Regions from separate parts of the Homo sapiens genome. Here region 2 is linked to region 1. The links are chromatin loops, found by intact Hi-C in ENCODE. Cell type or tissue: PC-3. All regions are shown on one strand. Links, peaks and the distances in the headings refer to the core of each region. The heading gives the core; the rest is flanking DNA.

Evidence for each region. Hi-C counts contacts between places; a loop is a spot of excess contacts. Peaks named below come from ENCODE experiments on the same cell type or tissue, not always from the same donor. Only the 100,000 strongest peaks of a DNase experiment are listed, where the experiment ranks them.
Region 2: a loop joins it to region 1, with 2.8 times the contacts of the local background. A loop is called at or near these places in 4 of 110 quality-filtered maps.

The regions. Positions count from the first base shown.
Region 1 is chr11:78,792,306-78,807,786 of GRCh38, reverse strand. It overlaps TENM4 (teneurin transmembrane protein 4), which reads left to right. Exons shown (of 34, transcript NM_001098816.3): 15 at 2,295-2,495. Among named protein-coding and RNA genes, the nearest start is that of NARS2, 230 kb to the right of the region's middle. RefSeq lists an enhancer at 5,208-5,709. In PC-3, for the core only: CTCF peaks have their summits at 6,060, 8,817 and 9,023 (motif pointing left); DNase peaks (open chromatin) are centred at 6,386, 8,986, 10,616 and 11,646; H3K4me3 peaks cover 807 bases; H3K27ac peaks cover 8,000 bases.
Region 2 is chr11:79,154,074-79,169,554 of GRCh38, reverse strand. The region is part of intron 3 of TENM4 (teneurin transmembrane protein 4); the gene reads left to right. Among named protein-coding and RNA genes, the nearest start is that of TENM4-AS1, 69 kb to the right of the region's middle. In PC-3, for the core only: CTCF peaks have their summits at 8,344, 8,548 (motif pointing right) and 9,697 (motif pointing right); a DNase peak (open chromatin) is centred at 8,604.

The sequences.
Region 1 (15,481 bases), core at 4,608-12,607:
CATAGGGCTCCCTAGTGAGTTCCTATTAGGAGGGGCCTGACCATACTCATCACAGTGTCATCAGCACCCTTTCTCCAACAGCTACATGTTGCCCCTTCTCCCCAGGATACCACCGTCCCCTAACAATTATAAAATGAATAGCATCCCTACCTCCCTAAAGAGAAAGATAGACCTAACAACTTTTTGGTAGAGAAAGAACATGAATCGACCTCCTTTACCAATCCTGTCTTCTCTCTGCCACCTGTTGCACTTTCCATATGAACTGGAGCCACTTCAGTTAATTCTCAGTACTCTTCTCCTTTTCCATGCAGTGCTTTGCAGAAGATTAGAGGTCTCTGTTAATGTTGTTGTAGCCCCATAACTAAAGCTTTGATTAGGGAAAGTCAGCCCCTGATAGAAATATTGGCCTCAGGATCAGACAGAGCTGTCTTCAGATTCTGGATGTGGAGTAATTGGAACCCTTGTGCACTACTGGTGGGAATGTAAAATGGTAGAACTACTATGGAAGACAGCATGATGGTTCCTCAAAAAATCAAAAATAGAATTTACCATATGATCCAGCAATTTCTTTTCTGGACATATACTCAAATGAATTGAAAGCAGAGTCCCAAAGAGATATTTGTATATCTGTGTTCATAGCAACCTATTCACAATAGCCAAAAGTTGGAAGCAACCTGAATTTCAGTTGATGTATGAATGGATAAACAAAATGAGGTATGAACATATAATGGAATATTATTCAGCCTTAAAAAGGAAGGAAATTCTGGCCGTGCCACAACATGGATGAACCTTGAAGGTATTATGACAAGTGAAATAAGCCATCACAAAAAGATAAATACTGGATGATTCCACTTACATTAAGTACCTAGAGTAGTCAAATTCATAGAGATAGAAAATAGAATGGTGGTTGTCGAGGGCTGAGGGAAAGGGGAAATAGGAAATTGTTTAATGGGTGCAGAGTTTCAGTTTTGCAAGATAAAAAGAGTTCTGGAGACAGTGGTGATGGTTGCCCAACAGTATCCATGTCCTTAACACCACTGACTTGTACACTTAACAGTGGCTAAGGTGGTAAATTTTATGTATGTGTATTTTACCACCATTTTAGAAATCAGGAAAAGAATTCCTCTCTGGCAGAGTTTAGCTGTGTGATCTGGCATAAATTATTTACCTCTCAGAGCCTCGGTTTCCTCATCTGTATCTCACTGGGTTACTGAGAAAACTGAATCTGATAGTGTATATAAAGTGCTTAGCATGTAAGCACAGAGCAGATAACCCACAATGTTACTCTCTCTTCCCTCTTTCTGGATTGGTCTCCTGAGACCACTTTGACCCTTGGCCCTGGGAGCACTAAAGGGCTGCCTGGCTGTGAGCCACCACTATGTGACTCACCTACCACATGAGGAGAAGCTGTGCAAAGTCAGCACATATTGAAGTGTTTGCCCTCAGGAAAGTGAATTTTTTTGTCTTTGTTTTGTTTGTTTGTTTTTTAGAGACAGAGTCTTGCTCACTGCCCAGGCTGGAGTGCAGTGGCACAATTATAGCTCATTGCAGCCTTGACCTCCTGGACTCAAGCAATCTTCCTGCCTCAGTCTCCCAAGTTGCTGGGACTACAGGCGTGTGCCACCATGCCTAGCTAATTTTTTTCATTTTTTTATTTTTTGTAGAGACAGGATCTCGCTGTGTTGCCCAGGCTGGTCTCAAACCCCTGGCCTCAAGCAATCCTCCCACCCCAACCTCCCAAAGTGCTGGGATTACAGGTGTGAGTCACCACACCTGGCCAGGAAAGTGAAGTTTGAAAGTTCATATCAATCTCAAGAATTTGGGGAAGATGATAAAATCTAATGGAATTTAATTAAAAATAAATTATCATTTAAATGAAGGAATCTATTTTAGTCTCATGCCTACAAAAATAAACCTGCATTATGAAGTGATAATAAAAGTTCATTCTATGAAGACTTATTAAACACCTCCTGTGTGCTAGGCAATGTTCTAGGAGGTGGAGATTCAGAAGTGAATGAAACAGAATCTAGTAGACATGAAGTGCTATGCTGATGCTTGAGACACATTTCTTACTTTGCCCCACAAACGAAGTGGTAGGGATTTCTACCTGGGTGGAGTTGGGAAGCCAGGTCTGCCATTTGCCGCAGTACTGCTCTCACCTTACTAAGTGACCTATGCATCCTTCTGCCAGAATGTATGAAGCCCCTTGGCCACAAAGCTAAGTAGTTTGCTTAAAGAAGCCTCACCTTTGCTGGTCAGATGCTTACCTATGTTCTCCTTCCTCCATCTCACAGTGGACTGCATGGACCCCACATGTTCAGGCCGGGGTGTCTGCGTGAGAGGCGAATGCCACTGCTCTGTGGGATGGGGAGGCACCAACTGCGAGACCCCCAGGGCCACATGCTTAGACCAGTGTTCAGGCCACGGAACCTTCCTCCCGGACACCGGGCTTTGCAGCTGTGACCCAAGCTGGACTGGACACGACTGTTCTATCGGTAAATGCAGGGGGAGAAGAAGCATGGGTAGAGGGAGGGGATTTCCACTGTGACATGGTCACCAATCACGTGACTGTTCCCAATCACGTAGCAATGCATTCCCCGTGCCTCTGAGTGCTTTTCCTCTTTCTCTGAACTCTAGCCTTCAACACCTCTACTCTTAGACAAAGAGAGGATTCAAAAATTACATCCTTACATCATTCCTTCCATAGTAGTGGCCCTGAGATTCAAAACTACCCCTTAACAATGGAGCTTATAATTACAGATGTGTTTCACCGAACTCTCATCTCATGTTAAGACATCATCCCTGGAGGCAAGGCCATAGGGAAAGTGTACCTAGGTAAGCTCTGTAGGGGTGGGCCTTATAGGATAAATGTCCCAGCCATCAAACCCTTCAGTTTCACCCATTTCTCAGAATGAAGTCCAAACTCAGTGTAGTGTTTAGGGTTCTTTGGGATCTGGCCCCCACCTGCCCTTCTAGCCAAATGCTCTGTTAGTCACTAAGCTCCATGAGGGTAGCAAACATGTCTTGTTCACCTCTGCAGCCCCAGGACTCAGCATGGCCTGACCCACAGCACCTGCTCAATAAATAATGATAAATGAATGCATGAACACATGATTGAATGTGTTCTTGATTGTGGCATTTGGTTCATCACAGGGTTTGTACATATAAGGTACAAAGGATAATTATGTTGGCACCCTTCTGTTTGAAAACACTATGATTTACAGGTCCTTTCAAAGTGAAGATTAAATGGGAACATACGTGAGTCACCTAGCACAGTATAGGTATATAGTGGGTTATGGTCACGTCTCATCTCTCATTTAATCTGCACAAAAACCCTACAAGAAAGCTGTCAGCTATCCATGTTTTACCAATTTACATAATACTTTAAACAGCAAATACTTACTGAGCCCCTACAGTATACCAGGCACTCTTCTAATCAGAGAGGATGGAGACCAAAGAGCCCCTGCCTTCGTAGAGTGTGCATTCTGGGAAAGGGGAGGGGAACAACAACAACAAAATGGAGATAAGTGAACTGATAAAGAAGCTAAGGCTTGGAAAAATTTTAAGTGATCCTGCCCAGGGACAAAAAGCTAAAAAGTGATAGCATCTCCAGCTATGCTTTTTTACTCAAAATCATTTTCCTCGGCACTCCACGCTGTTTAAACAAAGTGAGTATCAGATTAGCTCATTATGTTGTGTATTAACAGTTCTGGTTGTGACCAAGAAAGATGGCTGAGACCTTTGGCAAAAATGAGATCCATGTAGCATTCATGCCTTTGGGATACTTTGAATTACCTTTCCCTGTTGAATAGAGAATTGATGTTCAATACACAGTCTAAATTGGACTTTTATCCTTGTTTGCAAAGCTCATGTAAAGGCATGATTGTAAGCACAGATGTGCAGGGTCTTAGGAATAATTCTTTTTATATAGCTCTGTTTATAGCGATATAATAAATGGTCCTCTTAAAGCTACGCTGGCTTGCATTGTTCATTATGTGGCCACAAAGCTAATTTATGATAGGTATATAACTGCGTCTTGCACTGTTAATCCCTGATGAAACCCCACAGCCTCTGAGGAGGTACGTATAACTTTGGATGAGATTACTAAGTATTCTTTAGTTAGCTCAGTAAACGGAAACAACCGAACTATTAGAAGGGACTTTGAATAGAATTATGAGATCTCCCTTTCCTCAGTCCTGGCTATACCACTCCCCGTAACTGGTGTCAAACACGTATCTGTCCTCATGTGCAAAGGCAAGAGAGAACCATGTGATGAGGAAAGTCCCTGAGTCAGACAGACCTGGGTTCAAATCTTTTTTTGGGGGTTTCAAATCTTGGCCCTGCTACTTACTAATTATAATTTTGGGCAAGTTACTTTACCCTTTGAAGCTATAAAATGGAGATAATGATAGTACCTACCTTCTGGAGTTATAGTGAGAATTATTTAAGAAAATGAAAGGCTGGGCACAGTGGCTCACGCCTGTAATCCCAGCACTTTGGGAGGCCGAGGTGGGTAGATCATGATGTCAAGGAGTTCAAGACCAGCCTGGCCAAGATGGTGAAACCCCGTCTCCACTAAAACTACAAAAATTAGCCGGGCGCAATGACAAGCATCTGTAATCCCAGCTACTCAGGAGGCTGAGGCGGAGAATCTCTTGAACCCGGATGGCAGAGGTTGCAGTGAGCTGAGATCGTGCCACTGTACTCCAGCCTGGGCAACAGAGTGAGACTCCATCTCAAAAAAAAAAAAAGAAAAGAAAAAAAGATTTGGCCCATTATATGAGCTCAATAGTTGTTAGCTGTTGTTATGATGATGATTAAAACACTCATTGGTAGAGCACTTGATATTAACAAAGACATTTGATTATAAGATGGAAGATGAAATCCCTTTCAGAAATATAGATTCTAATTTTTAAATCTCTATCCTATAAATGACTAGAAGGGTCTCATGATTGCCACAAGGCCAGGAATATAAAAGGCAGCTTTAAAAGTATTGTAATAGTGAAAACAATTGGCGTTTGTTGAGTGTCCCATAGCATACAAAGATGTTTCACATGGCAACACACACCCTGCGCAACAGCAGCCCTGTGAGGTTGGGATGACAGGTACGGTATTGCCCCTGTTCCTGTGATGAGGCTAGAGGAGTGGCCGTGACTTGCATGAGCCATGCTGGTGAGGGAGGAAGCTGGGAGTCAAGGCTTGGCCCCACGCTGGGGCAGCCTGCTTTCCAGCACTCTCCACAGGCCACGTTCCTCCTCAGCTGTCACTTCACCTCTGGAAGCTGGTTTGAAGGAGAATGAGGGCATTTCAACTGTTCTCTCTCCTCAGCCCCTGCTGTGCAGGAACTGCTGGCCTGGGTTCCACCCTGCTTCTGCCACATGTTAACCATGCGACCTTGGCAAGAAAGCTCACTTTTCTTGACTTCAGTTTCCTTATCTGAAAAATGGAGATAGTAATAGTACCTGCCTCAGCGGGTTATGTAATCATTAAAGTACATCGTTTTGGTATGCACGTAGAACAGTGTCCGTCATACAGTAAGCACTTAATGTCTTTCTACCACCTCCCTTCCAAGGGCACTTTCATTGAGTGAAAGCTGTTTTAAAGCTATTGAGTTTTTGCAGTGAAGCTATGCAAGGAATGCCTCGTTGCCTGGATTCACTAGAGCCAAGAAACTATCTTTCTGTTTAGGGAGTTAGCTACAGGGCAGCAGAACAGGCACTGGGCTTTTTGGGGGAAGAGTTGCTCCCCACTCGTTGAATGGCTTCATCATGTGGCTTAACCCTCTAACCCTTAATTTTCCCTTAGGTAAAATTACTTTATGGAATCACTGTGAGGATTAGGTGAGGAAATTTGGGCAAAGTAGTTCTTGTAGTATCTGGCACAGCTCACACCCTAGACAAACGGTAGCTCAAGTCATCTTGCTTATGCTGCTTGCTGCCTGGCATGGCAGAGCTGGCACAGACACTGCCCAGTCCCTCCCATCAGGAGCTGCAGGCCAAAGGACAAATCCCAAGTGATCCTTGCACCATCAGCATTGGTTCTGGGTTCTTGGGTTGGTAGAGATGGGCCCCTGCTGCCTGCTGCCTCCTAGGAGGGAACACTGTCTATTCCCTGAGATGAGTGTCTTGCTGTTTGGCACCAAGAACAGGATTTAATGAAAGCAGCTTAAATCAACATGCCCTGCACTCAACAACCAGCCCTGTATTGAAATGTGAGCTGACAAGTTCCTCAGCACTTTGGTTAGGTTTGTGGAAACAGTGAAGTCAGATTTTATACAAGTGTTTACTCAGTTCCCTGGCTTCCTGGCAACTTGGCTTCCAGTCTCGTCTCAGAAATTCCTCTTTCAGTCCAGCCTCATGCATGTGGTCTTCCTTCCTGATAAATCACACGACATAACTGTTGCAACAGATTCTTATGCCCCAGAAGAGCACAGGACATAGGCCCCAGTGGGACTTCACTTCCTGAGTCACTTGTGAGGATGATACTGATCATGGTGGTGGTAGTGATGGTGGGGGAGGTGGCTACTGCTGTTGCTGTTAAACAGATAGAAAAGAGTTGGAAGCGGGGAATGACTGGCCCTAAGTGACTCAGCTTACCTGAGGCAGTTTGAATTAAATCCAGGCCCTTTGTTCCCAAGTCCTCAGCTCTTGCCTCATGCCCCCTTTCTATCCAAAGAGGTGTTCATGTTGCCATTCTTATCTCTCTTTCTGACAAGCCACAGGATAGAGTAACAAAGAGCCATCCATTTCTTAGTATTTAGCATGTACCAGGCACTGAACTAAGTCCTTTACAACCTTATCTTAGCTAAGGTTCATAAGAACCCTGGGAAGGAAGTATTACTAGTATTACCATTTCCAGATAAGGAAACTGAAGCTCAGAAAGATTAAATTACATACTGGCATCCCTTTTCTCCCCCAACCCTCACCCGACTCATAAGTGGCGGAGTCCAGATTCAAACCACATCTGGCTCCAAGGTCTCTCCTAAACACTATGTTATATTGACTGATGTATTCTAATCAATCTCTCTCTCTCTCTCTCTCTCTCTCTCTCCCCTGTGAACTCTGTGAGGTCAGGGCCTATAAGTATCCCTAGCATAGGGACAAACATACATTAGGTTCTTGGTGATTATTGCATGAATGACTTAACCAGTGAATAGTCAAAGAAAGAAAAAGAGCCCCCTGGAAACACAGGGAAGAGAGGGGCTGCAGCCGAAAGCTCTGTCCAGGAAGATCCCAGCACACTACCCGACAGCGAACCTAATCCCTTCTCTCAGGACTCCACCTCCTCCCCACCTCCTCATAAACCCCTTCCCTCCCACTCCCCACACAGTGTGCTGGGCTAACACCAAATCTCTGTGCTCCTTGTCTGTCACTTCCCAGACCTAGATCATGTTAGTTTCATGCGCAGTGCCAGCCAGCCAGAAGCCCTCCTGGACAAGAGCTGGCATCATTTCACCTCCTTCAAGCCATCTTCCCTAGGGAGCAGGCCTGCTGGGCTGAATGCCTCATCAACTTTTGCATAAAGTGGGTACACTCAGCAGCACTGCTGAGCAGAACAACTCCTCCCATCTCCCCTTCCTTGTGCTTTAGTTGGCTTTTCACCCTCTTGGCTCAGAGCTGTCTCAGAAAAGGGAAAGAATTTAATCTCTTTGAGATGGTCCTTAGAATTGGAAAGGCTCACCTTTCTTTCAGAGCTTAATGGCTTCTAAAGATTTTAGCCTCTGTGGCATTTTCCATGGTACGCTTTCAAAAGCCATCCCTTAGACTCATCATTTGTCCCTGTTGGTTCTCCCTCAGGTCTTCCTTCCCCACCCTTACCCCCATAGCCTCTCTCCTCAGCCTCATAAATTTATTCCTCATTTCCACTGCTATATGAGCTCTCTCCAGTCTTGTCTCCCATAAATGACTTTTATTTGAGAGGGCCCTCTCCCTATATTTTATTCCTTAGGGTTGCTGGCTCACAGAAGCAATACATGGCAGAGATTTTGCCTGTAAAATGCTCATGCTGCGGGTTTATGATTCTTATCATTTGATTGCAATTGAGTTTTGTGGAATAACAGGTGGAGATGTTTTAGAGATTCAGTGGCACAGGTTTGGAGGTAACACGTGCAGTCAGCAAGAATTGCATGAAATTTGGAGTAGGACCAGGCTAGATTTTCAACACTAAGCTTAAGCATAGACTATGGCTAATGACACCTGCCTTGCAGGGTTGTTTTCCAAATCAGATTTCACATGTATATGGTGGCTGCATTCAGTAAGCAGTCAATAAATGAAGTAGTTTTATATAGTTTTAGAATGCATGATTAGATTTAAGTTATCCAAACAGTCCTTAGACTCTAACAAGTGTAATTCTTAGGACAGTTTATACAGTGAAGGTTTGGAGCCAGAAGGCCTGGACCTGAATCTGTGTAACCGTAAACAACTCACTTGCTCTCTCAGAGGCGCAGTTTCCTTGCAGTTTCTGAATCTCTCTACCATCCCCTTTCCCCAGCCCCAACACTGGTCATTGACTCTAGATGAAGAGTCATTATCTAGATCATTGTCTAGATGAAGAGTCAGATAAAAGCTGACACATTAACCCCAAACAACTAGGTCAGTGGCCCACAGCACAAGGGAGTTAGGGTCAGCCTCCTCTCAGCATCACAAGCTTCCTGAGGTCCATTCCAGAGAAGAGCACAACCTCCTCAGAGAGAGCACCCCACAGTAGCTCCAGACCTGCTCCCACGCTGACACATTCACTGCATTCATTCACTGAATCTTTCTGGCCTATCCTGTGTGCTGGGCATTCACTGTTTTAGGCACCGAGGATCAGACAGCCCCACAGCCTGGTCAGGAAATGAGACGCCTAATTATTCAGCATGAGCAGAGCTCTGATTGTTGTGTGTACAGTAGGGTTTGGGAGCACAAAAGCAGAAGCAGTGAACTTGGCCAGTAATGGGATGGGAGAGGAAATGGAGAAGGTTGTCACCAGCCAGAGATCTGTGAGCCAGACCCTGAAAGGGGACTGAAGGGAGGCCCCCTGGTGGCCAAGGAGGAGAGGGCAGTGCAGGCCAAGGGAACAGCGTGTGCACAAGTAGAGAGCATGCATGATCAGCTGGACAGTCGCGGCTCAGTCCAGCTGGAGATAGAAGCTGCAGGGGTGGGTGGCAGGAAAGAAGGCCAGAGGTAGGCAGGATCCAAACCTCGGAGCCCGCTGAATGCTGTGCCGAAAATCTTGGCTTAAAATAATTGTCAATGAACATTGACTGTTGCCCTTTCAGACTCCACATCAGATCTCTTTCTTTGGCTCTCTCAACTCAATCTGGCCTAGATTCTACCTTAACACAGTGGAACCCTCCAGAATTCACACTCAGATCCTCTAAGCTTTCAGTTTATTCTCTATTAATCTCCTCCCCTACCCAAAGGGAAAGAGAATCACAAAGCATAAATAATAACAATAACGACTAGATGGATATGGCGCTGAAAAGCCCTGTTATCAAATTAGGTCACAATCGACAGCAAAATAAACTCAATGCTTTAACAAAAATAAGCTTAAAGTAGCAACCGGGTTAAAATAATTAAAGCTCTAAACATAGCAGTTGCACTAGAGCTAAATTCAATTTTATTTACGAGGCAAAATATAATTACATTTAAATTTGAGGGAACAGAATTTAATTCTTATTAATGACAGAAAGACTGAGTGAGATGCTTTAATGCCAGAGAAATTGTCTTATGTTCATGGATGGGAGAGAAAATTAGATTCAGCATTGAGCATTCTCCCCTGTTACAAGTCTCATTTGTGTAGCTAGAATTGTTCCTTCTCTGAGAAGCATTAGCTTCTCAGTCCAGAAAGCACAGCACCAACATCCAATTAAACATCAAAAGGAAACAATCAAGTTAGGCTATTTCTGTATAGGCATGTTATAGGAGGGGAAACTCAAGGTTAGAATCTCTCCAGAGGAATAATATCCATTGAGACTTGACATTTCCTGTACCCCTTCCCAACAGCAAGTGATAGCCTGAAATCAAAGTTCAGAATAATAAATATCCAGGAGATTGACAGTGGCATAGAGAGGAAGGGAAGTGTCAGAGGGCGGCACGGAAGAGCCTCCCAGTTGCCTGGGAGGTAGTGTGGCGGTTTAGACACAATGAGATGGTCAGTTCCTAACATTTAATCAAAGACTGGAAAATTGGGCCCAGACAAGCATGCTGCTAAATACTGCCAGAGTTAAAGGTTGATAAACCAAGAGCTGGCAGATTTGTAATTTAGTAGAATTTCCCCTGACAGCCCTGGAACGTTTTCTATCAGAATTGGATCTCTTCAGTATGCAAATATAAGCCCTTCTGAAATTGGGCTTCAGAATGAAGTTTCTATTTGGATGCCCAAGCTGATATCTTGTACAAAATCTCTAGTTGTCTTCCTGAATCAAACTGCTGTTATTATAACTTGTAATCTTAAAAAAAAACTGTTCTTTCAATGGAAATTTTATATTTTACAGAGCTCCTTCATGTACGTGCTTCATGACTTATTCAAACAGCAAATACATTAACCTCTGACATTGCAGATGGTGTTACTCCCAGGAAACCAGGGTCCAGAGAACTTGCGTGACTTGCTCAAAGACACTCTGAGAAAACAATGATTCACTTCCAGGCTTCTCTGGCTTCAGAGCCCATGTTTATCCTCTGCACAACTCTGCCATTGGCTATTACCAAGGTTTGTGCTGAAACTGCCAGTAAATCAGGTATCAGGTTTTGGATAGCACTTCATTTAGTAACACTGCCAGAGGAACCATGTAAATTGGATCATGACTTTGGTGTACTAATATTACTACAAGGGTTTCAGAAAAAGAACAATTGCTCTCAACCAATGGTCAGGGAAGCTTCTTGGAGGAAGTGGAATTCAAGGTGGTGGTGGAGGTTGGATATGAGTAGGTAGTGATAAAAGGAAGAGGCAAGCACCTTGCAACAGCCAATTGTAGAAGTCAAAGATTTGCAACATATACAAAGATGGGAGATCAAGGCATTTTCTAGGAAAGATGAGTAGCTTGAAGTGGCTTAGCTTTTAGGATATTTGTGGCAGTAGTGAGAGGGGGAAAAGATGAGGAAAGCCAGCATGAATAATCTTGAAGGAGTTTAGGTTTTTTCTGTCTTTGGGAGCCACTGAGAAGTTTTAGGCGGAGGTGTGACAAGGTCAGGTTTGGTTTTAGAAACCTACTCTATTGTCAGCATACAGTTGGAGGTTCTTGGGGGACAGCCAGGTGGAAGTGTCCAGGAAAGAGTTAGATAGATGAGCTTATGACTGAGTGGAGAAATGAGCCTTTTACAAAAGGTTATTAGGGTCAGAGGTCATTAGGAAGAGAGTGTAACATCAGCTGTCTCTTCATTTCACCCAGTTGGGCCCTTTTAGTGGGGGTCAGGTTGTGTTCCAGTCCTGGCCGAAAATACACATCCCAGTCTCGTTATTTGGCTTCCTTGCTCACTAGTTCTTTCCTGACTTGTTATCCTTCTGCAAAGTCAGCTCCTATTTGGAGGCCTCCTCCAAGCTGGGTTTGAACTCCTCTAATCAGGAAGCCAGATACTCTCCAATTAAGAGGAATAGCAGTGGCTTACTGCTTCCTGTGGTAGGTGCTTTGTAAAGACTTGAAAATCTAGTCCTGGGGGAATAGATGTGGAGACCTGCTCTGCACCCACATACTGGAATCCACTTTTCTGCTTGGTTTGAAAGCTCTCCAAGCTCCTTGAATGAGGTGAAAGGCCGTGTGGTTTCCAAGGCTCATTAACTTTCCGCCATCTCGATCCGTGGAACAGAGCCATGGCTTGAAGCAGCTCTGACTCTCGGGTGATAGGGAGGGAAGTTGAAAAGCACAGGAGAGTAGCTTGGGTTTGGCCTCAATGTCTAAAGGAGACTAATTACTGTAAGGAAGTCAGAGGTTCCTTTGCTGTACCTTCTTCCCCTTCTGGCTTCTTCCTGAAACCTGCACTGAGACTGAAAGCCATCTGTCCAACTTAGTGAGGGAGGCAGGGAGACAGCGTGGGTGCCATACTTTCAGAATGCTAATTTGTACAAAATATATGGAGATCTGGTCTGTGGGAGAAAAAGCTAACTTTTAATTAGCCTACTGTGTGCTGGGCATGGTGGCTGGCATTGTGCACATTTACACACATAGGCAGACTTGAGTTTCTTGTGGATACGAATAATTTCATATAATCTCGTATCCTCAGCCCCTAGGCCTATCTGTCACATAGTAGATGCTCAGTATATTTTTAAATCTGTTTTAAAACTCTGATAGATAGATATCATTATCACCATTTTATAAATGACAAAAATAAGGCTCAAAGGTGTGCAGTATTTGTTTCACATAGCTAGGAAGTAGCAGAGCAGGCTCTTACCTGATTCCAAGCCTCTTCTCTGAAAAATCACAGAATCTTGAACAGTTACGTGAGCACTCTGTCCTGTACCACTGGAATCTGGCAATACAGATACAGTCAGAAGACATGTTTCCTGTGTAAGACTCACTAGGGAATGCAGAGATTAATTTGATGATGGCAGGGTTCTCTAGACAACTCAGGTAGACTAATAACCCTGAGAAAGGGAGATCCACGTAAAAGTGCTTTGGGAAGGCAGAAGGTGAAACTCCTTCCAGCTGCCGGGAGGGGGTTTCAAGGAGGAGGTGGCATTGGAGCCAGAACTCAAAGCACATTTAGATTTGAATACATGAAGATCACGGTAAAGGAGCCCAGACTATGGAAATGGCCCAGGCAGAAGCACAGAAGAAGGCCCAAAGAGCGCAGCGACCACCATCTGGCAGCTACTTGTCCAGCTGCCCCCTTACATTGACTGTTTGCCAAGGCAGCCAGCAAGTTCCTACTCAAGTACTGACATGCATGTCACTGTGTGGCATAGGATAAGGTACTTCCTAGATGGGCCCTAGTTTTCCCATCTAGAGAATTCTTTTCTAACCATAAAGCCTGCTCCTCTAGTTTTGCTCTTTTTCTTCCTTGACACTAATCCACCTAAAGGAAATGTCCTGGCCAGAACCAGGCCACTTCCTACCCAGTGCCAGTTCTCTCCTGGCTCAATCTCCTTCTACATTTTCTGCTCTTCCGCTGGTCCATCACTCACAGCTCCCTGGTCTCTGTGCCTTTATTCCACATCCACCTTGCAAAACCCAGGATCATTTTAACCATTCACCACTTCTGATCTCAAAGCTGTGCTTCTGAATGCCACTAAGCCAAATCACATCATGCTCCTGATCTTTAGCCTCTCCTGGGCCCTCCCAGCTGCAGTTCTTGTACTTTGTGAGTTCTCGCTCTCATTCGCCAGGGGGCTGTTTCAAATGTTCACATCTATTCACCAGCACCCTGCTCCAGGGAGATTCCCGCCTCCTACCTCACGGAGAACGCTGAGGCCAATAGTTTAGTGCTGCCCCATTATCCTGCCTGCTTCCCATACAGACTGTGTCCCACATGACTCTGTCTGATCCCTCTACCCAGAGGGTGAAGTACCCACTATGCCCGTTCCTCTGATTGTGCTTCGGAAACAGTCCTCTCTACCTGTTGAAAGGCACCTCAGCTGAGCATCCCCTTGCTCCCTCCAGTATCTTCAACCCCTCCTTTCCCTGATGCTTTCCAGCACATAAACATGAAATAGTTGGGACACTTAGATGGCCTGGTGACACACAGCTGGTTAGGTGATTACACATTTGGGTGGATGGACAGATAGATGGGCTGATGGATGAGCAGACAGTTGGATGGAGGATGAACAGACGGATAAACAGACAAACAAAAGGAAAAGTGCTTAACACAGTCAGCATTGGGTTGAGGTGAGGAAGGAAACTGAAAACACTGATTCCAGAGATCTTATAGTCTAGCTGGGGCTATGATCTAAGATGTAATTAACAATCAGGGGATACACTCATATGGCATCTGAGGTATTGTCTAAACCTGATCCCACAACTCATAGGCCAAAAATCATGTGAATCACAGTCACCTTTCATTTCTAGCTAAGTACCTTTGAGCACTTAATGTCTCCAAGCTGTTTCCTCAACTATGATATGGGAGTGAAAGCATCATTGCAGGACTATTGAGAGAATTTAATGAGTTAATATTTGTGTTCCAACAACAACAGTTGCAGTTCTGGAACATTGAAGGTACTTCATTTTCTTATTTTTGCCTCAAATGCTGACTATTAATGGTTTGGCTTGGACTTTAAGTATGCCAGAATTTCTGATAAACTCCCCCACTTGTGCAGTAACTCAGATGAGCTAGTGATAAAACAAAAAATCGTGGCAGGAATCATTTAAAATTAACCCTCTATTAAAATTTCTTAAGGTCACTCTTGGAATCTCAGGTCCTCAGCAAAATAGAACAATTATACTTATTACCTCTTCTAGTGCTAAATGCAGACTTATGAAAGGACTTCCCAGGAGGTCCCGGGGAGCAAGACTCTGTTTCCACATGACTGGAATTTTAGAAACAGCTTCATTTGCACCTGTTCCTTGCTCAGCAGGAAGGCGTGCAGATCTTTGGGCGGGGGCCCTTCTACCCCCTACTTGTATCAGTTTTGAGCATCTTTCCAAGTAGAAGAAATTTTGTGGGAAAATTGTGCATAAGTCTTTCCCTTTCGGAGAAAGGCACAGCTTCCCCTACCAGCTATTTTAATGAACAGGATTGTAAAGTAAGTCCAGACAAATTAAAACGTAGCAGCGATAGGTCCCAGGCTTCATCTGGGCTTGCACGGGGATTAACATCTAATGAGACGAGCCTGGGGCAGCTTTTCCTGTACATATACATTTTTTGACATAATTAACCAAGAGCCAAACCTTGTGTCTTTTCCCTGCTCTTTCGCCTCTTCCTCGTGTGTTCACCCCCTTCCACATCATAGAAAGAGAACAAGTGTGACTTGGGCATTAGCATGAAGAAGATGTGTCTGTGGGTGTAAGGACTGAGGCATTGTTTTAAATTACAGAGTTCACACACAGAGATTGGAGAAAATGAGTTTCTAAGAAGCTTAGGCACAAAGGACACTGAGCCTCTACATAATATATTTAACAAAATAACCTGTGTACAACGTGGCACTGAGATAGAGTCGCATCAACCGACATACACCTCTTCCATTAAAGCTTTTTTCATTCATCTATTCTTTCAACAAACATTTGTTGAAAGCCATGCTGGGCCACACCTGGTGCTAGTGCCAGGGGACCACATTGATCTTCCCATCAGGTGGGCTTCCAATCTAGAGAGAGGACAGTGCACGGGTGAGGCAGGGAAGAGGTGGGGTAGGGAAAGGGTGGTGCTATGGGTTTGACTTTCTGTAGGGGAAGAGCTCACGTGTTGCCAGGTTCATCTCCAAGGGCCTGTACAGTTCAATCAAGAACTCTGTAAGCTTGGAATAGGAATTTTTGGACAGTTGGAGATTTTCCTCTGATTTTGAGAGGAAGTCCAGGCTACAAATACAAATGGCTTCTACCTAGGTTTTGATACTCTTGGCTGATGATGCCATG
Region 2 (15,481 bases), core at 4,737-12,736, 360 kb before region 1:
AATCAACAGTCTCTGGGGGAGCTTGAGTTACTGCAGCACAAATGTGCTAGTTAAAGAGGCAGCTTGGGGGAAGAGGAAGGATTCCAAGACCTGAGTCTGTTCCCACTGCCAATATGCCCTGGCTCTGAGATCCCAGACAGGTTGCGTAGCCTCCCCAAGTTCCACCGCCCTCCCTCTTGCGATCACTCAACGGCATGCTCAAGGAGAGGGATCTGGTCAGTTCCCAACTGCTACTGAGGCCACAAGTCTGGGCTTAATTCACAGATGTGCCAGGGTATCCCTCATCTATTGCTGTGTAACAAACTACCCAAAACTTGATGTTTTAAAACAACTGTGTATTATTACTTCTGAGTGTGTGGTCAGCTGGGCAATTCTGTTAATCTAGATAAAGCTTGGCTAGGCTCATTCATGCATCTGAAGTGGGTCTGGGTGACCAGCCATCTCCATTTGCCTGGGACTGAAGAGGTTCCTGGGGTATTGGACTTCCAGTTTTAAAGTTAGGAAAGGTCCTGGGTGAAAGGGGATGAGCTGGTCACCCTAGGTCAGCTGGTGGATCAGCTGAAGGCTGATTGTTATCTGAGATGAAGGACTGAGATGGCGTGGGTGGGGGTAGACTGGGCCATGTGTCTCATGTCATCCAGTAAACTAGCCTGGGCTTGTTCACCTGGGCAGCTGAGCAAAGTTCCAAGAGAACAGGCAGGGATGAGCAAGGTTTCTTGAAGCCTGGGCTCAGAACTCACATATCACAACTTTGCCTCGTCCTATTGATCAAAGCAAGTCACAGGATGAGCCCACATTTAACAGGTGGGGAAATGGACTCCACCTCCTATGGGAGGAGCTACAGAGTCACATTGCAAAGGGGTGTGGATATAAGGGGGGAAGAATTGTGTTCATTTTGCGGTGAATCTACTGCAAGCACAAAGAGCTTTGCTTTCTGCAGCAGTCAGATGCTGTATCAACCAGCTACCAAGATGCCAGGAGCCAGAGTGTGATGATGTAACAGATGCTCCTCTATGTGTCTAGCTTTCTCTCCTCTCCCTTTAGTCCATGTGGTCCCAGTAAATACAGTTCCACTCTTTGCCCGGCCAACTTTTCACTATGGGAAAGTAGCTTGCAGTCCCTTCCTCCAGGAAGCCCACCCTGACCTCCAGACTGGTTTGGCATCCCCCCACACCCCTGGATCACCATGTCATTCTCCCACAACCCTCTCTGCTTTCCTGTGTCACAGCACCCACCACCAGGTACTGACATTGTGAGGACTGGGAGCTTCTTGACTTGGGAGATAATCAGATTTGTTTCTGTACCCCAGCACCCCACTGAAGTTCTGCCACATATAGGTGCTTAGGAGATTGCTGAGGGATGGCTTGAGGTCCAGCTGGAATGGAAGTCCCAAAATCTTTGTTCTATCCCCTTTACTCAGACCCAGAGCCCATCTCAGGCTCCTGCCAGCAGCAGACTTCAGCATCACCCTGCTCCTGCCTGCCAGGCACAAGACAATGATCTAACCATGGCCCCAGTTCTGCAAACTAGCTGATGCTTTTTCCATCCTTGGCACTGTCTAGGGTGAGAGTCTGCACAGGGAACCATGTTAATGATGTGGGTGTCAGTGTGGATGTCAAACCAGAGTCAGGCTGTGCCTGCTACAAGGGTATGACTCATTTTTTTAAATCTCTACATGCATCCAGGGTAGGTGCCCCAGCCACAGTTTTGCAGGCCCTGTGGACACAGAAGGAGCCTGGTTTAGAGAGGGGAGGGTCAGATAGACCTGGGGGTGTCCTCCACTCGTCCCTCACCCTCAACCCCACACCAAGTCTCTCTCTGTGTCCTGACTCTTCCCCTCCTACCCTGCCACCTTCACCTCCAACTGGGCTACCAACCCTGCTCAAGCCCCATCCCCTTCACCTGGAGCCTTCTGGCAGTCGGAGTGGACCTTTCTAAATACACGAGAATGTGGTGATCAGCAGCAAGACCCAGGAGGCAGACTACCCAGTTTCTGCTGCTCCTGGCTAGGCAGCCTTGGGCAATTTTCTTAACTTTTCTGTGTCTCCTTATTTTCTTTATTTGTAACTAGGGATAATGATAGTTTCTGTATCTAGGTTGCTCTATGGATTAGTTGAGGTGATATGTATAAGTGTGCACTTAGAATATTCTCTGGTGCAGAGTTAGTTGCTCAATATATGTTAGCCATCCTTGTTATCATCTCTGTCCTACCTCAGACCCTTCAACAGGTCCCCACTGGCCATAAGATAAAGGTTGAACTCCTGTCACAAAGACCAGGCCATTGTTCTTTATCCTTCTCCCTTCTTCCCACTGTGAACTCAGATATGATGCTTGGAGGTGTGGCAGCCACCTCGCAACCAGGCAGAAAATGCTAAGTATGGAAGAGTTCAAATGTGAAAGGAGCCTGGGCTTTGGTAACTCTGTAGAACTGCCGTGCCGGCCTGAACCGCCTCTCCCCAGACTACTCATATGCAACAAATAAACTCCACTTGTTCAATGGGTGAATAAAATGTTCTGGCTTCTCTGCCTGGCATTCATGAGCCTCTAAGAGTTCCTGTTCCCTCTGCAGCCTCATTTCTGAAACTATAGCCCACCCTCCACTCCCCTGCTTTATGTTCTAGCCATACTGAACTCCATGGAAATTCTTCTGCACACCATAGTTTTGTGCCTCTCAACCATTGTTCATGCTTTTCTCATTCTTCTTCTGTTTGGAACTTCCTAGTGCACTGTCAGCTGTTTTCTGCCTGGCAAATGCCTATGCTTCAAAACCCTGCACTGATTCTGCCTCTCTATGAAGCTGTAACTGACCTCTTCACCCATTCTGGGCAAATTAATCACCGCATGACTACAAAATTGAGCTAGACCGACTGAATGCAGTTCCCACTTCTGCCACTTATTAGTAATTCCATTCTCTCTGTGCCTCAGTTTCCTCCTGAATTAAATGAAGCAAATAACAGGGTTTTATGAAGATTAAATAAGGTAATAAGGGTCAATAACTTAGAATAGCCAATAGTAAGCAGTCAATAAGTGTTTATTATCATCCTCATCATGGATATTCTTAAGCTTCCAGATCTATAATTCCCACTTGTGCATAAACCTTTCAGGGGCAGGGATTGTATGATTCATCTCTGAATCCCCTACCCAAGCATAGTACCTGGCACCAAATGGGCATTGGGAAATGATGGCTGAATTTGCTGATGAAAGCCTCTTAAAAAGAGAACATGCTCTATGCCCTTGGCATTTCCAGAAATGGAGCCAGTGGGGTCCAGAAGACGAAATACCTTCATCTTTCTGCTATGGAACTTTCTTAGTACAATCACTAGCAGAGCATGTCTTGACTTACATCAAGTCAAAAGAGATAATACAAGTAAAAGACCCCCATGGAGTGTCAAGTGTGATTCAGTGCTGCCCACAACACTGCTGCTGGCGGTGATGATTAGTGGCTGAGACATGCAGTAGAACCTGCTCTGGGTCTCTTCTGGACCTTAAGGACACTCCCTATTCAGAATGAAGGTAAGTATAATGTGGTGTCAGAGAAAAAGTTAGGCAGGCCTCATATAGACCAATGGAACAGAATAGAAAACCCAGAAATAAAGCCAAATACTTACAGTCAAGTGATCTTCAACAAAGCAAACAACAACATAAAGTGGGGAAAGGACACCCTATTCAACAAATGGTACTTGGATAATTGTCAAGCCACATGTAGAAGAATGAAACTGGATCCTCATCTCTCACCTTATACAAAAATCAACACAAGATAGATCAAAGACTTCAGCCTAAGACCTGAAACAATAAAAATTCTCGAAGATAACATTGGAAAAACCCTTCTAGATACTGGCTTAGACAAAGACTTTATGATCAAGAACCTGAAAGCAAATGCAACAAAAACAAAGATAAGTAGATGGGACCTAATGATACCAAAAGGTTTTTGCACAGCAAAAGAAATAACAGAATAAACAAACAACCCACAGAGTAGGAGAAAATCTCCTCAACTATACATCCTACAAAGGACTAATACTCAGAATCTACAAGGAATTCTAACAAATCAGCAAGAACAAAACAAACAATTTCATCAAAAAGTAGGCTAAGAACATGAATAGACAGTTCTCAAAAGAAGGTATATAAAGGGCCAACAAAGATATGAAAAGCTGCTCAACATCACTAATGATCAGGGAAATGCAAATCAAAACCACAACACAATACTGTCTCACTCCTGCAAGAATGTCCGTAATCAAAACATCAAAAAGTAATAGATATTGGCATGGATGTGGTGAAAAGGGAACACTTTTATGCTGCTGGTGGGAAAGTAAACTAGTATAACCACTATGGAAAATAGTGTGGAGATTCCTTAAAGAACTAAAAGTAGAACTACCATTTGATCCAGCAATCCCAGTCCTGGGTAGATACCCAGAGAAAAAGAAGTCATTATATGAAAAAGATACTTGTACAAGCATGTTTATAAGAGCACAATTCGCAATTTCAAAAATATGAAACCAGCTCAAATGCTCATCAGTCAATGAGTGGATAAGGAAAATGTGGTGCATGTATATATATGTATACACACACACACACACACACACACACACACACACACACATATATATATAGTATTAGTCCATTTTCATGTTGCTGATAAAGTCATACCCAAGACTGGGAACAAAAAGAGTTTACTTGGACTTACCGTTCCACATGGCTAGGGAGGCCTCAGAATCATGGCACGAGGTGAAAGGCACTTCTTACCTGGTGGCAGCAAGAGAAAATGATGAAGCAAAAACAGAAACCCCTGATAAACCCATCAGATCTTGTGAGACTTTTTGACTATCATGAGAATAGCATGGGAAAGATCAGCCCCCATGATTCAAATACCTCCCCCTGTGTCCCTCCCATAACACACGGGAATTCTGGGAGATACAAGTCAAGTTGAGATTTGGGTGGGGACACAGCCAAACCGTACTATATAGATATATATATGTATATATATAGTATATAGTATATATAGTATATAGATATATATAGTACTATATAGTATATATATAGTATGTATAGTGTATATATATACACTATATGTATACACTATATATATACACTATATATATACTATATATACTATATAGTACATATATATCTATATACTACATACTATATATATTCTAGTATATCTATATAGTATATACACTATATATTATATATAGTATATATAGTATCTATATAGTATATCTATATACTATATATACTAGTATATCTATATACTATATATACTAGTATATCTATATACTATATATACTAGTATATCTATATACTATATATACTATATATACTGTATATAGTATAGTATACTATATACTATACACTATATATAGTATATATATACACTATAGTATGCCATATATACACTATATATACTGTATATATACATATATACTATATATACATAGTATATATAGTGTATATATACTATATATACATAGTATATATAGTGTATATATACACTATATATACATAGTATTTATAGTGTATATATACTATATACATACTATATATATACTATATACTATACTATATATACACTATATATACACTATATATAGATATATAGATATATAGTACTATATAGATATATATGATATATATGGATATATACCTATATACGATATATATCCATATATAATATATGTACATATATGTGTATATATGTGTGTATATATGTATATATAATATATATGTACACATACATGTATATATATGTGTATATATATGTGTGTGTATATATATATGTATGTGTGTGTATATATATACACATACCATGGAGTATTACTCAGACATAAAAAGAAATGAAATAATGCTATTTGCAGCAACCTGGATGGAGTTAGAGACCATTATTCTAAGTGAAGTAACTCAGGAATGGAAAACCAGACATCATATGTTCTCACTCATAATGGGAGCTAAGCTATGAGGGCGCAAAGGCATAAGAATGGTACAATGGACTTTGGGGACTCAGGGGAAAGGGTAGGAGGGGTGTGAGGAATAAAAGACTACACATTGGGTATAGGGTGCACTGCTCGGGTGATGGGTGCACCAAAATCTCCGTTAAAAAACTTATTCATCTAACCAAGAACCACCTGTTCCCCCAAAAAAACTATTAAAAAAAAAGTTCGGCAGGCCTCCAGTGTTTCTTGGCTATGTGGCTTGTACAAGTGTTTTCAGCTTGTTGGGCTTCAGTTTCCACACCTGTTAAAATGAGTTTACAGCATAGGATTTTTATGAATATAACAATTGTTATATTCATACAAACGTGAAGCAACTAGCATAGTGCCTGGCCTGCAGTAAATGCTCAACAAATGTCCCTTCCCCTTTCCTTCTCTCACTCTCCCTCTCACCCCTGTCCTCTCAGATCGTCTGTGCCATTGGGCAGAGGGAAATTCTGTCCTCCCAATGAACTGGTATGTGGGGTCAGGTGTCTGGTAAGCAGGCTGGTTCTCTACATTAAACATGCTGCCTTCACTCAGGGACAAGGTCTAGGGACCTTTTAGGCAGAAGGACCATGTTTATGCATGTATGTGCAACCTGCTTTCCCTGCAGCGCACCTTGGGCCTGCAGAAATAGCTCCCTCAGAGCTGAAGAGTCAGCCAGCCTTGTATGAACAGGGACTATGGATCCTCATATGGGCCCATGTCCACTTGACCAGGCTGCATGGCTCAGCATGCTGTGCAGCAGATGAACAGCTGGCCCAGGGAGTTCCCAATGGGCTCCTGCACACTGCCTGGGAGCCAGGAGGGAGACCTTCCAGGACCTGCCACCTGGTGCCAGGGAGGGGTGAGCCCGCAAACCCAACAACTAGACCAGATGGGTGACTGGGCAGCCAGGGAATGTGGAGGAGGACTCGAAGGCTGTCCAGAGCTTGCCATTTCATCTCTCTCAGACCTAGTTTCCTCATCTGCAAAATCAGGCTAAAGAAAATTAAATAAGTTTTGGGATTCCGGTGGAGCTAGAAAATAATACTTATCTTCCTGGCCTAAAATCAAAATTAATTAAGACATAGAGGAGTCAGACAGATAACAATAATAATAAATAAATAAATAAATAAATAATAACAGCAAATACTTTATAGCATCATGACCACTAGTTAAGCATTAATACTTATTTAGTATTTCCTATTTGTCAAACTCTGTTCTAAGCCCTTTATGATGTTAACTAATACAACATTTCTATAAGGTAGGTACTATTCTTAGCCCCATTTGATGGATGAAGAAACCAAGGCACTGAAAGTTTAATTAATTTTTCCCATATCACAGAACTAGTAACTGGAAGACTAGGATTTAATGCCAGGTGGTCTGGCTTCCAAGGCCATGATCTTGACCACTGCCCTCCACCAATTACCATGGAAAGCCCACAGGGCAGCTTTAGATCTGCACACAGGGTCTTGCTAACACTTCGACCTATAGTTAGACAGACTTGGCCATCCCGTCAAGGAGAGGAGAAGAGCTGTGCTTTCCATAGGCCACTTCATAGGCCATACAGGGGGTACTGGGTGAGGCAGGTCCGGTTCCTTCTCCCACACCCACCAACCCAATCATTGTCACTCAGATTACCACAAACTTGCTAATTTGTAACTGGGGGTAATGATAGTACCTGTGTCCATGTTGTGCTGTGGATTAGCTGAGGTGGTATGTCTAAGTGCGCACTTGGGTCATTTTCTGGTGCAGAGTTAGTACTCAACCCATGTTAGCCATTCTTGTTATCATCTCTTCTCTACTGCAAACCCTTCAATGGGTCCCCACTGACCACAAGATAAAGGTTGAACTCCTTTCACAGAGAACAAGTTGTTGCTGACTTAAAACAACAGAAACATATGCTATCACAGTTGGACAGGCTAAAAGTCTGCAGTCCAGGTATTGGCGAAGTGGCTCCTTCTGGAGGCTCTGAGAGAATCCACTCCATGCTCCTCTCCTAGCTATGGCGGCTGTCAGCACTCCACAGCACTCCTTGGCCTGGGGACACACATCACTGCAGTCTCCACCCCCACTTCACATGGCCTTCCCCTCTGTGTCTTTGTGTGTCCTTTCTGTCTGGTAAGGAGCCCCTCGTTGGATTTAGAGCCCACCCTAATCCAGTGTGGTCTTATATCAATCTTTTAATTACATCTGCAAAACCATGTTTCCAAATAAGATTACATTCAGAGATTTTCAGTGGACATGAATTTTGAAGGCACACGTTTCAACCATGAAAAGGAGAAATTAGTAATGGAATAAGGTAAGGCAAGAGTGTTCCCATAAGGGAAGTTTATCCTCAAGAAGACGTAATGTGGGCAAAGAGGTTTCCTCCTGGGATTAGTAGACACTGGCGTGGCTGCTTTAACAGAGATCAGAACAGTGGTGGCCAAAGCATAAAAGAAGCTTGTTTCTCTTGCACATAAAATCTCAGCCAGGGGGATAGAGATGTTCTACTTCACAAGGTTCTTCAGGGCTTCTTTTATCTTTTTCTAACATGCTGTTCAAGATGCCCTTAACCCCAGAGACAAAGATGGCTCACTAAAAAGGGCCATGCTTTAGCCAGTAGGTGGTGGAAGAGGAAGTGGAAGGCAACCGGCTTTTTTCTAAAACTGCAAGCAAAAAGTTGCACATAACACCTCTGCTCACACCCATTGGCCCAAACTTAGACAGTCATGCCTCACTGCAAGGGAATCCGGGAAATCTAGTCTTTGGCTGAGAGGTCATGGAACCAGCTAAAACTCAAAGGATTAAATTTCTAAATGAAAGATGGGGAGATTGATCATTGAGGGACAACTAGAATAAAGTATGAGAAATACCTGATACAGGGTAAGAGGTCAGTAAATTGTAATGTTGATCTTCTGCCATGATATTGCTGACAACTTATTCTCACTGGTGACATGCTGATAAGCCTCTATATTCACCCCTGACCCTGGCACCTGTCACTGTAGTAACCCAAGTACAGACAGATTATGACTCCACAGTCTTGAGATGGGCCGCTTTTTCTTCACACTCCTTTACCTGGCTCCCCAAGTCTGCTGCTCTCCGAGATGCCCCCATCTCCATCTCAGCCCTGCACCCCAGGTTGCAAAGTCCTGGAGAAGAGAGGCTCTCCCCAAGTCCCCCGAGCTCTGACTGCCAGGAATACCCTGTGTTCTGGAATCTGAACCCCCAGGCACTGCATGCCTTGCCCATTCTGCACGGTTGCCTTCCTGGATACTAGAGGAGTTTGTGGAAAGAATTTTCTATCATTAGAGGGTGAAAGTCAAAACAGTAATTACAAGAACATCAGTTTCTGAGTGGAAAGCATATCCCCTGCACACCAGGAGATATGCCTGCACAGATCAACAAGCAGGATGTTAAAATGGAAGAGAGTGTTCTGGGAGGGAGGACTAATGGCCCCAGCCATGATGGAGGCTCTGCTTCCTGGGAGGATGCTGCACTGGGGAATAGGGAGGAAGGAGAGTAGGGAATGAGTGAGTGAGTGCATGGAGAAGGGAGTGAATGAAGGATAGAAAGAATGAAAATGGTAAATGAATGATTTACTTAATGAATGAATAAATGAAGAAATAAATAAGTAAAAAATGAATTCGTGAATAAATAAATCAACAAGAAAATAAATGAAGAAGCTAACAAGTGAATGAGTGAACAAGTGTGATTTTGAGGAAATAAATGAGTGAAAATTGGGGGAACTGAATATGAGCTTTGGCCAGCAGGTGGTGGAAGAGGAAGTGGAAGGCATCTGTAAATGAATGACTGAGTCAGTATTAAGTAGAAATGAATAAATAATAGAATAATTGATTGAGTGAACGAGTGAGTGAACCAGTAGTCAAATCACTCTTCTTTTCTGGACAGATGCGATCGGCAGCAAGACTGGGGTTGTAGGGCAGGACTGGAGCTCTATCTACCTAGAGGCTCAACATCTGGGTCAGCCACACATTAGGAGGCCAGGAGGGCGGGCAAAGCTGGAAGAGTCATGTAATTATAATTATGAGAGGTGGGATAAATGTTAAAAGCATCTGGTCCAGCCCCATCCCCCTTTTTACAGATGCGAAAACTAAGGACAAAAGGAATGACAAAAAGCTTGAAAACAAGACATTTGAAAACAGGCTAGCCATGTTATCTTGGGCAATTTATTCTTTTTATTTCATTTTTAAATTTAATCCTTAGATTTCAGTTTCTGTATTCGCAAAATAAGGGTGATGCTACCTAGTGCGTAGGGTAAGATTAAATCAGATACTACATGCCAACTGTTATTCCCTGTGGTGTTTATTTGGTGATCAATCGATAGTTTGAACCTAGACACAGCAGTCCGGGTAGACTAAGATAAGATATAACAGCAAAGAACCCCCAAACCCAGCGATGTTGACTCAACAAAGATGCGTTTCCTGCTCATATCACAGATGAGGGCCATGTAGAGCCCCCCTCTTATAGCTCTGCATTCTGGAAATCATGGCTTTGAGGGTCACCACCACAGAAGAGGAACAGTACAGAGGGGCTCATTGTTTCTTGGCCTGGAAATTACACATCTCCATGCCACTCACTTCAACCTCTCTATAAGGAAAGTGGATATTGGCTGCGAAGAACAGGGGCTTTTCAGTGAGCACTGACCATGTCTACCATATACTAGGGTTATTTGGGGCTTGTGATCCTGGTCCAATAGAGGTGATGGTCTGAGGAGGAGTACTTCTCCAGCTGTAGACCCATGCTAGCAGCTTCCTCAGTGGCTGGTGGCCATTGAAACTCCAGATTTAGAGTCAGAGAATTGGTGAATCCATCTCTCCTGCCTGTATGATCCTGTGCAAATTATTCAACATCCCTAAGCCTCAGATACCTTCTCTATAAGAAAAGGATAATATCATGCATATATCACATGTTGATTGAGGCGTAAATGTGACAGTGTGTGTAGAATCAATTTCAGAAGTATAAACTACAATGAGAAATGATATTCTTCTCATTCTACTCACCTTCCCCATTCCTTCATGAGAGTACTAATCCTTACTGAGTACAGTGTCACAGTCAATATGTCAAGAGTCTTACCTCCTAATTTAATCTTCATTGCACCAATGCAAGGGTTGTGCTATTAACTCTGATTTACAGGTAAGGACCTGGAGGCTTCTCAGGGAGAAGAAATAAGTTGTTGAGACCTTGTAGCTATCATGACAGAGCCAGGCTCAACCCCAGCCATCTTATTCCAAGGCAGGGTCTTGCCTGTGTCTGTAGTCTCCTATGCCTTGGCTAGTATGACTACAACTTTGCAAGGGGAGATCATTCTTTCTTCCTAAAGGAAATTTACCAAAATGTTCTGGTGTGGCCAGAAAAGCTTAAGTGTCTATGAGTATTTTTTATTTGTGGAAATGTTACAAAAGTAGATTTTCTTACTTTTGATTATGCACATTCCCCAGCAAATCTGCAGAAAGTCCTAAGCAGAGATTAGGTGGGACACACAAGGATGCAGGGGCAAGCAGCCCAGAGTGCAGGAGGAGGGTCCCTGGGTCCTGGGCAAGCTGGGATCGACTTCTGAGAGCAGAGGTAAGCTGCACAGCATAATTGTGCTAGCTTTGCAGGTAGGACGTGTAGTGGAATGAGGACGATTCTGCCCTCTCACCAGAGGTTAGAACTCCCCAGACTAGTTAGAACATGCTGGTCAGGAAGTTCAGCCACTTCAGCCAAGGTTTCCTGAGCATTTGCTGGTTCCCTGCTGCTGTAGATACAATGGTAAAAATACACTGTCCAAGGCCTTCTGGAGTTCACAGTAGCGGGACCAACAGACAGAATTTACCAATACAGTACAGTAGGATTATGGTAGAAAGCAAGGAGGTATGGAACCCTCAGGGGAGGTTTTACAGAGGAGGCAGCTTGTGGACGAGGCCTTAGAAGAGGAGTAGAAGTGTGGAGATCAGTAGATAGGATGTTCCAGGCAGACACACAGCAGGAACAGAATTGTGGAGGAATAGAAGGACAATGCACAGTGAAGAAACTGTAGCTCTGAAAACTGCCTGGGTGAGTACTAGGAGAGTACTGAGTTACAGATGGCAAGACCTGGGTCTTCTTTACCACTGTAGCTGTAGCACATAGAGCACAGAGCCAGGCATGCTGTAGGGACTCGGCACACATTCGCTGAGTGCATGAGTAAGTGAGTGAAGGTATGAAAGAAAGAGAGAAAGCAACAGAAGAGAAGGAAAAGAAGTCAGAGATTTACTCCACGTTGCAGCACAGATTATTGAGGACAGCCGCCCAGGGTGTTAAAGACCTGTATGAAGGGAATAGGTTCACAAAGATGTATTGGATCTCTGGGTGTCCAGGACAGAAACTGAGGCTCAGAGAGAGCCTCAGTTATGGCTTGTCTTATTGCATATCCAATAAATGGGACTTAGAATGACCAACTAATGTCGTATAGTCCTGGGCTCTGTGTCCTGCACTGCTACTAACTGGGGAGCTCCTGCACTGTCCCATCTCCTCTCTGACTACAATTTCCTCCCTTGAAATAAGTGATCTCCAAGTCCCCTTCAGGTCCTCCTTCTCAACCCATCTCACTCATTCCGCAAACATTCACTGAGCATCCTTGTGTGTCATGCTTGGTCCTGCAGGAGATCAGAGAGAGGGTCCCCACTCCTGCCCAACCCCTCAACTTGATCACATTGTCAGCCTTTGTCATATATTTTTAAAATGCTTATGTTGTCTGCTGTCTCACCAGACTCAAAGTTACTTGGGGGCATATTTGATCCTTGTGCTTCCTTAAATTATTTTTGGAGCAAGGCAGAGAGTAAATACATAGATTAATTAGTGTATTGATTATTTTTTCTTTGTCCCAGAGCACCTTAGACTGGTAGGCATTCACAGGAGACATTTATCGGAGACAGTCAAATAAGCAGAGCATTGCACAAAGGGGACAATTGCACCAGCAGGGGAGAAAGAAAAGGAGGGTGCTGGAAGCTCAGGATGGACCTCTGATCTAGACAGAGGGTGAGGAAGGCTTTCAGGAGGAGGTAACCTTCCACTGAGTCTTCAAGGACAAGGAGTTACTCAGGGAAAGATGAGGGTGACTGAGACTAAGGAAACAGCATGTAGAAAGTGCTGGAGGCCTGAGAAAGCCTTGCCCATTTCAGGATCTACAAGTAATTTCTGGTGATGCCAGAATCTCGCCCTTCACCTCTTCCCTCCAAGACTCCCTGGTGGGGTATGCGTTACACACAACGTGAACAGGGACCAGAGAGGAATCAATCTATCCATGCTGACAAGCACCTCGCACATCACTCTTCCATGCAGGACTTATTGATTGGTGCTGGGCTGCCAACTTGGGCAGGAGCTACAATGGTCTGTGCAGGACAGACTCTACAGTCACTTCCTCAGGCTGCCAAGTGGCCGGAGCCACAGTGCAAGCCCAGACCTGTCCCTCTGGAGTTTCCTGGATACCTTTAACACCACCCAGTCTTCCCTCTAGGCAGGAGAACACAGTGTGCCTTCACTTCTGCTGGGAGAGGCCAGTCCTAACCGTTGACATTTTCTATGTAACTGAAGCTCACCTCTCTTAGGGAATAACTTAAACACTTTATTTAAAGTTTAAATATTTTTGAAGTTAAATTAGTTCTATAGTAGACAACATGTAGGAAGGATGGGATGGCTGGCAGGTGGGAAGGGTGGGGGGATAAAAGGAAGAAATGAGGGTCAAGGAACCCAGTCAGGAGGCTTCAGAATTCCAGACATGACCCAGATACACATCTTCATGTTTATATCCCAGATCTCAGGGAGAAAGCCTAGGCCAGGATACTCTTAGAGTGGGAATGAGGAAGAAGAGAAAGGAGGCAGGGAGGAAGAGAAGGAAGAGAAGGAAGGGACGGAGGGAGGGAGGGAGGAAAGGAGGAAAGGAGGGGAGGGGGAGAGGGAGGGAAAGAAGGAAGGTAAAAAGGAAGGGAGGGAGGGAAGGAAGGATGGAAGGGAGGGAGGGAGGGAGGGAAAGGCGGACCATTAAACTACTTGGAAACAAACATCAACTATTATTTAAACATCAAATATTATTAAAGAACAAAAACAGCAGGTTTCCGGAGCACTCTGGAGTCTATCTTGATAGGTTGACGTTGCTCTGGGGTTAATATGAGGAAATGGCATTCTTAAAAACCCATATTAACCTGTCTGTTGTTCTATGGACTGTGACAGCTGCATTTTACATCATAATGGCTAACCATTTATTTCAAGCCAAAAAAAAAAAAAAGAGAGAGAGAGACATATTTTAGCCCATGAAGCAAAAGCTCAAGGCTGGAAGCTTTGCCCTAGAAACAGGTTGTGAAGCAGAAGTTCAGAGTAGGTCAAATGTGGGTTCCACAGGAGCCCCTACTGTGTGCCCCACCTCCATTGGCCCAGATACTCCGGATCTGTCCCTCTTCTGGGTCCCGCTAGGGTTTGCCTCTCTAGGCCTTCCTTGGGGCTGTTGTGGTCTCAGGGGAGACAAGCTACTCACTTGGATAATGGTGAGGTCCTGGTAGCAAACAGTACAGGAAAGGGCCCTGAGTGCAGGGGAAAGGAAGGGAGAGCTTGTGGAGAGCAGAGAAGGGAGGGTCGAGCTGACCCAGCTTCAGATTTGAACTGCATGGAAATGCACTCATTCAACAAGTATTTTTTGAGTACCTACTATGTGCCCTGCCCTGGTCCAGAGCAGTGAACAAAATAGGTAAGGGTCTACTGCATGCTTGGCCCCCTGAGGACACCCCGGTGGACAACATACAGGTGGGCCTGCTTCAGAGGGCTTATATTCTAGCTGGGGAGATAGGCATTAATCAGATCATCACTCTGGTAAGTGTGATCACAAGGGCTCTGAGAATGTAGAGTAGAGGAAACTCCTTCCTCTGAGGGGCCAAGGAGCTCTCCTGCAAGTGAGTAAGGCTAAGCTGAGAGCTGAAGGGGAAGAGGGGACTCCCAGCCTTGGGGACGGCACTTACTCCTTGAGCATAATTACCTGAAAGATGCCTGGTTTGGATGGAGCTGGGGGAACAAGGGGCCCTGATGGGAACATAACATCAGCAGGGGGTCAGGGGACAAAGTAGACATGTAATGTTTATTTAAGAGTGGTATGGTTTGGATGTTTTGTTCCCTCCAAATCTCATGTTGAAATGTGACCTCCAGTGTTGGAGGTGGGCCTAGTGGGAGGTGTTTGGGACATGGGGACAGATCTGTCATGAATGGTTTGGTGCTCTCTTCATGGTAATGAGTGAGTTCTCACTCTATGAGTTTATGTGAGATCTGGTTGTTTAGAAGAACATGGCACCTCCTCTCTCTCTCTCACTCCCTCTCTTGCCATGTGATGTGCTGGCTCCCTTTCTCCTTCCCCGATGATTGGAAGCTTCCTGAGGCCCTCACCAGAAGCAGATGCCAACACTATGCTTCCTGTACAGCCTGCAGAACCATGAGCCAATTAAACCTCTTTTTTTTTAATTACCCAACATCAGGTATTCCTTTATAGCAACACAAAAGCCAACTAGCACAAGCAGCAAGAGGAA